Regions from separate parts of the Mus musculus genome. Here all the other regions are linked to region 2. The links are chromatin loops, found by intact Hi-C in ENCODE. Cell type or tissue: left cerebral cortex. All regions are shown on one strand.

The links. Peaks named below come from ENCODE experiments on the same cell type or tissue, not always from the same donor. Only the 100,000 strongest peaks of a DNase experiment are listed, where the experiment ranks them.
Region 1: it touches region 2 in a loop (3-fold over the local background); 4 of 42 quality-filtered maps call a loop at or near these places.
Region 3: a loop joins it to region 2, with 2.1 times the contacts of the local background. A loop is called at or near these places in 12 of 42 quality-filtered maps.

Annotation. Positions count from the first base shown.
Region 1 is chr17:26,930,908-26,933,407 of GRCm38, forward strand. It overlaps Kifc5b (kinesin family member C5B), which reads left to right. Exons shown (of 11, transcript NM_053173.2): 11 at 1,197-1,672. The coding sequence ends at 1,241. Phf1 (PHD finger protein 1) reads left to right here and starts at 2,220. Exons shown (of 15, transcript NM_009343.3): 1 at 2,220-2,500. In left cerebral cortex, CTCF peaks have their summits at 412 (motif pointing right) and 1,058 (motif pointing right); DNase peaks (open chromatin) are centred at 1,072, 2,120 and 2,378; H3K4me3 peaks cover 823 bases; H3K27ac peaks cover 908 bases.
Region 2 is chr17:27,132,757-27,135,256 of GRCm38, forward strand. It overlaps Uqcc2 (ubiquinol-cytochrome c reductase complex assembly factor 2), which reads right to left and starts at 1,135. Exons shown (of 4, transcript NM_026063.2): 1 at 984-1,135. The coding sequence starts at 1,121. In left cerebral cortex, CTCF peaks have their summits at 127 (motif pointing left) and 1,243; DNase peaks (open chromatin) are centred at 927 and 1,204; H3K4me3 peaks cover 1,236 bases; H3K27ac peaks cover 1,511 bases.
Region 3 is chr17:27,188,778-27,191,277 of GRCm38, forward strand. It overlaps Lemd2 (LEM domain containing 2), which reads right to left. Exons shown (of 9, transcript NM_146075.2): 9 at 823-2,013. The coding sequence ends at 1,863. Among named protein-coding and RNA genes, the nearest start is that of Lemd2, 14 kb to the right of the region's middle. In left cerebral cortex, a CTCF peak has its summit at 1,206 (motif pointing right); a DNase peak (open chromatin) is centred at 1,225.

The DNA.
Region 1 (2,500 bases), 200 kb before region 2:
TAGCTCCTGTCTCATTTCTTTGGGCTGGGCAAGCTCTCTACCACTAAATAAAAATCCCACCACTCATGTATCCTTTGATCTGTACCTAGTAGTCTATGTCTCCAATTTTCTTCTGTGGTGATTTTTTTTTTCCTCAGGAGCCCTAGTTTTCCTTCTTTCTTTCTTTTTAATATTTATTTATTTATTATATGTAAGTACACTGTAGCTGTCTTCAGACACACCAGAAGAGGGAGTCAGATCTCATTACAAATGGTTGTGAGCCACCATGTGGTTGCTGGGATTTGAACTCAGGACCTTCGGAAGAGCAGTTGAGTGCTCTTACTTGTTGAGCCATCTCACCAGCCCCTCTTTCTTTTTTTTAAAGATTTATTTATTTCCTGTATGTAAGTGTACTGTCACTGACACACCAGAAGAGGGCATCAGATCTCATTACAAATGGTTGTGAACCACCATGTGGTTGCTGGGAATTGAACTTGGGACCTCTGGAAGAGCAGTCAGTGCTCTTAACTGCTGAGCCATCTCTCCAGCCCCAGGAGCTCTAGTTTTCAAAGGAGTTTAATGTCTTGACAGGAGTGCTTTGGTGTGTCTAGTCCAGGGTGTTGCTGAAAATGGAGACCTCTCTGCTACTGTAGTTTTTGTGTAGGTGTCTCAGTTAGCTTTCTAATAATGTGATAAAACTCCATGATCAAAAACAAGGTGAAATAGAAAGAACTAGTCCATGTCCAGGGATGTCAGATCAGTAACTTCTTTAGGCCATAATGGAGTGCTGTTTACTGCTCGCTCCTCTTGGCTTCCTCAGCCGGTTTTCTTACCTCATTGGGGAACCACCTTTTCAGGGGTGGCACTGGCCCACACTAGGGTTGGGTCCTCCAACATCAATCATTGATTAAGAAAAGGCTTGCTCACAGGCCAATCTGATGGGATATTTTCTCAATTGAGGTCCCCTCTTCTCAAATGAGGAGTAGCCGGTGTCATGTTGACATAAAAACTAGCCAGCACTATAAAGCTTCGTCTTTTCAGTCCGGTCTCTTCCAGGCTTAGTGGACATAGCATCACCATCCCTCCAGGGGGCAGGCTGGACCTGCTTCCATAACAGAGACTTCAGAGATTCAGATGTGGGCCCAGCACGGGGCAGAGTGGGAAGGCTTCTCATCTGTAACCCTTGACCTTGTGTGACCCTGTTTATCTGTCCACAGGTGAACCAGTGTGTCATTGGTACTGCTCAGGCTAATAAGAAGTGAAGTCGGATCCAGAGCCCTTGCAAGCCAGTGCGCATGCGTCTCTGTTTTAGTGTGTATTTATTCGGTGGGGGTGGGTGGGAGTTGAGACATGATATTACTGGGTATTTATTATGTAATAAAGAATAATCTTTTGTATGTTAATCCTTTTCTTAATCTTAGATTTTAAAAAATTGTGTGCAGTTGTTTTGCCTGAGTGTATATGCATGCACCATGTGCATGTCTCCTGCTCCAGTGAGTTCAGAACAGGGCTTCAGGTCCTTCAAGAACTGGGATTATGGAATACATGTGGGTCCTCTGCAAAATCAGTCAGTGCTCTTAACCGCCCAGCCATCTTCCCAGCCCGGCCCTTGTTACAGCTCTAAACGGTTTTATTAACTTAACGGTTTTAGCTGCCAAAGGAAGGTATTGTAAATAAATACTGTAAGCACGTAGAAATGTCCATTGTGATGTGTTTGCAGAGTGAGGCTATGGGCTTTCACTTGGTGGGGCACACTTTGCCGTCCTGATGCCTCTTCTCTACCCTTCGGCACTGGGCCCTCTTAACAATTTCTTAGGACTGCCAGGCCCCAGCCCCAGCCCAGAACAGGAATGCTCTTGTCTGGTGTGACTGCCAGTGCACTCCACAATCTCTTTCTTTCCCTGCCCACCGGTTCGAACCATGGTTCCGTGCCGCCTAGTGCCTATTGGCTGGTGTGGGCACGTCACTAACTCAGTACTAGTTCCAAATAGCCCCTTGTCCTTTCCCTCCCAGGAGGAGCAAACCTACACCAGTGCTCTCGCGGCCGGAGGAGTGGCCGTGTGCCCAGGTGCGGCGCACAGGCGGGGTTACGCGTGCGCAGAAGGGCGGGGCGACAGGCAGCGTGAATGGGGAGGGCGGTGCCGCGTGCGGAGGCGGAGCTTGGAGTGGCCACGGGGGCGGGGCAGCTAACGGATGTGGCATGGGGCGGGGCCCGGCCCTGACCTGCAGGCTAGCTGCCAAGAAGGTTATTTCCTGCTGACCCAGAGCAAGCCTCCCATCCGAAAAAGGGGCTGCAGGGATTTCCTCGACCTCCGCGACCGGCCGCGCCCCCAACAGCGCAGCGCCCTCCGGGCCCGCTGGAGGTGAGGGAGGTGCTGCCTGCCCGTCCCTCTGTCGTCTCCTCCCCCTGGTGCTCCCCACCCTCCACTCTCCTCCCTCCTTCTGTCGACTCCTCCTGCCGCTGCTGCTGCTTTGGCTGCTGCGTCATACGCCCCAGAGCCGCCAGGACGGAGGGGCTGGG
Region 2 (2,500 bases):
CCTGGTAAGATCTGACCCCTAGTGCAGGTGGCTGGGCAGTTAAAAAGAACCTAGGTTTGATTCCTAGTACCCACATGGTGGCTCACAACCACTTCTAACTTCAGTTCCAGGGGATCCAATGCCCTCCTCTGGCCCCAGTGGGCACTGCATTAACAGGGTACAGAGACATATCTGTTGGTAAAAAAAAAAAAAAAAAAATCTGTATTGTGCCTGGCTCCTGCCTTCCTTCAGCTTCAAATCTTAGCTGTAGACATGCCACTCACTACCCGTAGGCTTGCTTTCTTTTCTGTAATATGTCAGTTTGGTTTCCTCTGAAGTGCCTGGCCACCCTTCCCGAAGTGCAGTCAGTGTTCACTGTCTCCCTGCCTCGAGACCGACCTATGTGTAACTTCCTCAGGCAAGCCTCAGGAACCCGACTAATGTTACATTTACCACGATCAGAGTACTCATTGGAACTGTCTTATGAGTCTATTTGTTCCTCGTGTCCTGAATAAGAATCCAAAGGCAAAAGGAGAAAGACCTCATCTAATTCACTGCGATTTCCCTGGAAACTAACCTAGTTCTATGCATGCACATGGCCGTGCTTGGTAAGGTAACCTAAACCTGAGTGGGGCGAGAAGGTCTACTACTCACACAAGGGACCTGTGTGGGAGACTCAGTTTCACAGTGACGGAAGGCAGTGAGGCTTAGCTGGAGGTGTCTGGGGATAGGCTGGGCTCGCAGACACATTAACGATGGTAAGGAAGAAACAACCCCGCCTTACAATTTGACTCTTTAGTGGCATCTGGACCTCAGGGCCGCTTCACTGACTACTACACTGTGCAGACAAGGAAGGAAACTGCGCAGAAGGCGTCGCACTCCGCAGCTAACTGCAAGATGGGTACCTCGCGCACGTGCAGCCTGGCAGCGGCCGACGCATGCGCAGATCCCCCACCCTTGCCGCCCATCGCTTCGACGTGCCCACCCTCCTCCCCTCCGGTCACCTGGGTGTTCTCTCCCTCCCGGAAGGCCTGCGCTACCCGCTGCCGCAGGTAAGCGCCCAAGTCCCGGCCCCGTTTGGTCTCGTCCACTGGCCATTCCTCACAGAGCTTAAGGAAACGCCGGTAGCGGAGAGCGGCCATCTTGGGCCCCGCTTGCCCCGCCCCTGGGGGGGAGTAGTCAAGACCGCAGAGGGCGCGTGCGCACTAAGGCGCACTGGCCTTCCCCGTGGACATGCGCAGTTCTACCAACGGCCCACACCCCTCCAGGCAGCGGCGCTGCTCACCTTTGAGAGCGAGGTCTGAGCTCTTCAGCTTCTTGGTTCTGGTACTCGCCCAGCTCCCAGGGGCAAAGCTAACGCGGTGTACCCTGGGGAAAGCTTTGCTCTTCGTTTTCAATGACTTCACAAGCTCGAGACTGAAAAAGCTTCCCCCGAGACCTCTGCTGTTTTGCATAAACGAAACATTTGCATGTAAATACAGGTTGTTATTGGATGGATATGTGTTTGATCTTAACGTCCGTCGTGTACACATACACACACACACACACACACACCGTCCGTCGTGTACACACACACACACACACACACACACACACACACACACACACACACACACACACAGCTGCCCCACTCACACTCATCACCCTGTACTTATCTCTACCACATGGACCTCTGATAGAGTTCTTTAGCTACATCTCCAGCCTCCCGGTCACATTGCTCACCACATGGAGCGGTTTCTTATGAAGAACCAAAAACATTGTTGCAGCCTGGAAATCTTTAAAACAATTTTTTTATAGTGTGTTTTCTTTATTCTAATATGTATGAGTGTTTACCTGCACCATGTACATGTGTCAGTTCTGGGGACCGAACCTGATTCTCTGTAAGAGCAATAAATGCTCTTAATAACTAATTTCTCTAGCTCTAAGAATGAGTGTTTTTATTATGGCAAAATTTAACATAATATATATATCACATGGGTATCATATGTGTGTGTGTGTGTGTGTGTGTGTGTGTGTGATTTTTCTTTTGAGAAAGAAGGTTTCTCTGTGCAGCCCCAGGTGTCCTGGAACTCACTCTGTAAATTAGTGCTCAATGAATGAATGAATGAACAAAGCCACATTCCAAACTAGGTCTGTCAGACCCTAATGTCTCTCAACATTCACAACCTAGGGAGCAATTCCTGGGGTGGGGGTGGGGCAGCTCACGGGACTGTCTGTCTGGCCAGCCCTTGCAGTGTAGCCGGTAGAGGAAGGGAGACCACAGAAGGAGGCAGTGGGCACGAACTTTCCCTGGCACCCTGGCACCTTTCTCAACCTCTTACCACACTTGTACCTCAGGTGGAAGGGAGAACCATTTGCTGCCATCAAGTTACTCCCCCTACAGCCCAAGACAGGGCAAGGGGTCTCGCCACCCCTGACTCCCAAGTTGGCTGTGGCCAGGCGAGTGCTCTTTAAAGCCATACCTGGGTGGGCCCTTGTGGCTTCCAGCCCACCCGGGGCCCTCAATGCCTGGAAGTAGGGA
Region 3 (2,500 bases), 56 kb after region 2:
GGCAGAGGCAGGCAGATTTCTGAGTTCGAGGCCATCCTGGTCTACAGAGTGAGTTCCAGGTTCCAGGACAGCCAGGGCTATACAGAGAAACTGTCTCGAGGAAAAAAAAAAAAAAAAAAAGCAAGCCCGCTGGCACGGCTGAGCATAGCTGATGAGCTCCCAAAGTGTAGCCTGCGAGCTGCTCTGAGCGCTGGCTCTCAGGCCGAGAATTGCTTCCCGTTGAGCTGGCTTCTGCTCTCCTTCCCAGGCACAGCCATAGGTTAGTTTTCCCACTTCAGACAAAACCTGCCAAGGGAAAACTTTCCACGGAGACAGAAGAGGGACACACAGGCTGGTTTCTTCCTGAGTTGTGCACTGGGCCCCGCTACAGCTCACCAAGCAGGTGTGTGTGGCAGGAGTCTGACAAGCCCGTGTCCACACAGATGGGGCCAAGTGTGGACAGGAAGGAGGCCAGGACTGGCTATGACCACAGTACATAGCTAGGTTACCTTGTTTCTGGGCCACTAGCCTTTCGGACTAAGAGGTGAATGCCTATAGCTTGTTTTGCAGCTTTCTGAAAGCACCCCAACTCTGTCACAGCCCATCACCAATGCTGGGCCCAGAGACAGGAAGCTGCCTCCTTCAAGGGCTTACCAGCTCCGTGCAGCTTCCCTCAGAAGCCCTGGGAGCCTTGGGACCAGGGGCTCAGTGCTGAGTCCACATGGCTACCCTGCAACTCAAGTGGCTGTAAGCAGCTTACCTAACTCCCAGGGCCAGGGCAGCCTGGCCCTGTCCAGCCCTCCGCTGTAGGGAGACAGAGGAAGCACCACAAATAAAACCACATCCGTTCTCAATAAATATTTTATTTTTCCAACAGTTCCACCCCCAATACAAAAGCCATTGTCTTCTGGCTGGGGCCTGCTCAGTCCCGGTCCTGCTGACCACCCAGACACACGGCAATGAGCATACTGCTACACGGAGACCGAAATGAGCATACTGCTACATGGAGACCACACTTTATTAAGAAACAGAGACCAGCAATAGGTCCAAAAGGGGGTGTCTTGTGTCTTCTGGAGGCAGCTGCACGTCACCTCCAGGGGCTGTCCTCCTGCTGCTGTAGGTGAGACCCGCCTGAAGAGTTGCTCGAAAGCCTCCCTCTCAGCTAATGAGGCCCCCCACTGGGTGTATTTAGAGCAGGTCCTCCATAGCCGAGGGCTAATGGCCCACACTACTCCATGTGGCCTGCAGAGGGCAGTGTGCAGCCACGATGCTGCACCCTACCTGTGTGGCTAAGCAGCCAGGAAGCCTGTGCACAGTAAGTAGGTGAGGAGGCTGAGCTCCACCCTGGCTCAGGTGGCACTGCTGACCTGTGAGCAGCTCTGAGGCACAGGCAGCTGTGGCTGGACTCCCCACGCCTTCCAGACCCCAGCCACCTCTGCTTGGTCCCCTCCAGCTGCTCCTACCTTCTATAACATCGTCCCCTTCTGGACAGAGGCCCATGCAGGAGTGGGCTGGGTTCCTCCCCTCCCCTTAAGCTCCCTGGAAGCGAAAAGGCACATGGACCAAGCTTTGCCCCACCACCCAACCCACCTTCCAAGCGAGGGGCTTCAGGATCACCGTGCTGTCTAGCTGTGTGCAGGACCTCCAGGGTTCCAACCACTGCCCATCTTTTTATCCAGGGAGAACAAGCCACTCTCCCCTGTCAGTCAGTAATACTGACATAGAGGAAGGGCTCCCCTGTTCTCCCGGCTACCCTAAGTAAGCCCACATGTTCCAGACCTGAGACCCGGAGGGCAATCAAGGCAGGTGTGAATGAGCACCAAAGGTCTGTGTCCTTGCCCCAGCTGGGTGGCTGGGTCAGGCTGGCGGTAACAGGCCCTGCCCTATCGCTCTGAATCAGAGAAAGAGGAAGGCTTAGTCCATCTCCACACCAGCATGTCCTCCCCGGCCACTCGGTGGGACTCAGTCTGGATCCGAGATTCATTGGAAGCCAGGAATTCCACAGCACGGTCCCATACTCGCTTCATGCGCCGCCTGAAAGGAGAAGGTAGCGCTCAGCTGGGTCAGGCTGAACCACTCCATTCCCACAGAGGGGCGGGCATTCCTAAGCTCTACCACACTTGGATAAGCCAGCAGTGGACATGTTGATAGGGCAAAGTGAGGCACTGGGGATTTCCTCACCTCCTGTGCGCCACAAGCCTTGGTACAGAGCTAAGGGGCTGGCGGTGATGGGTACCCAGGACCACGTGGGGACTGTGCTTAGCTCAGATGCACCCCTTGTAGCATAGAGGACATGCGGGTGTGAAGATGAACCAAGATGGGAAAGCCACCCCCAACACGGTCCTGAAATCTTTTTTGTTGGGAAGGGGACCCACAAAACAGTGATTGGCTCCGGCTGACTCCTAAAGATGTGTCTCTGCTCACAGGCATCACTTGTCCCTGTCCTCACAATGCTGGGAATTTGGATGCTCTGATTACCCAACATGCTACAGACACAGAGCTCGGAGGATGGGGTGCCAGC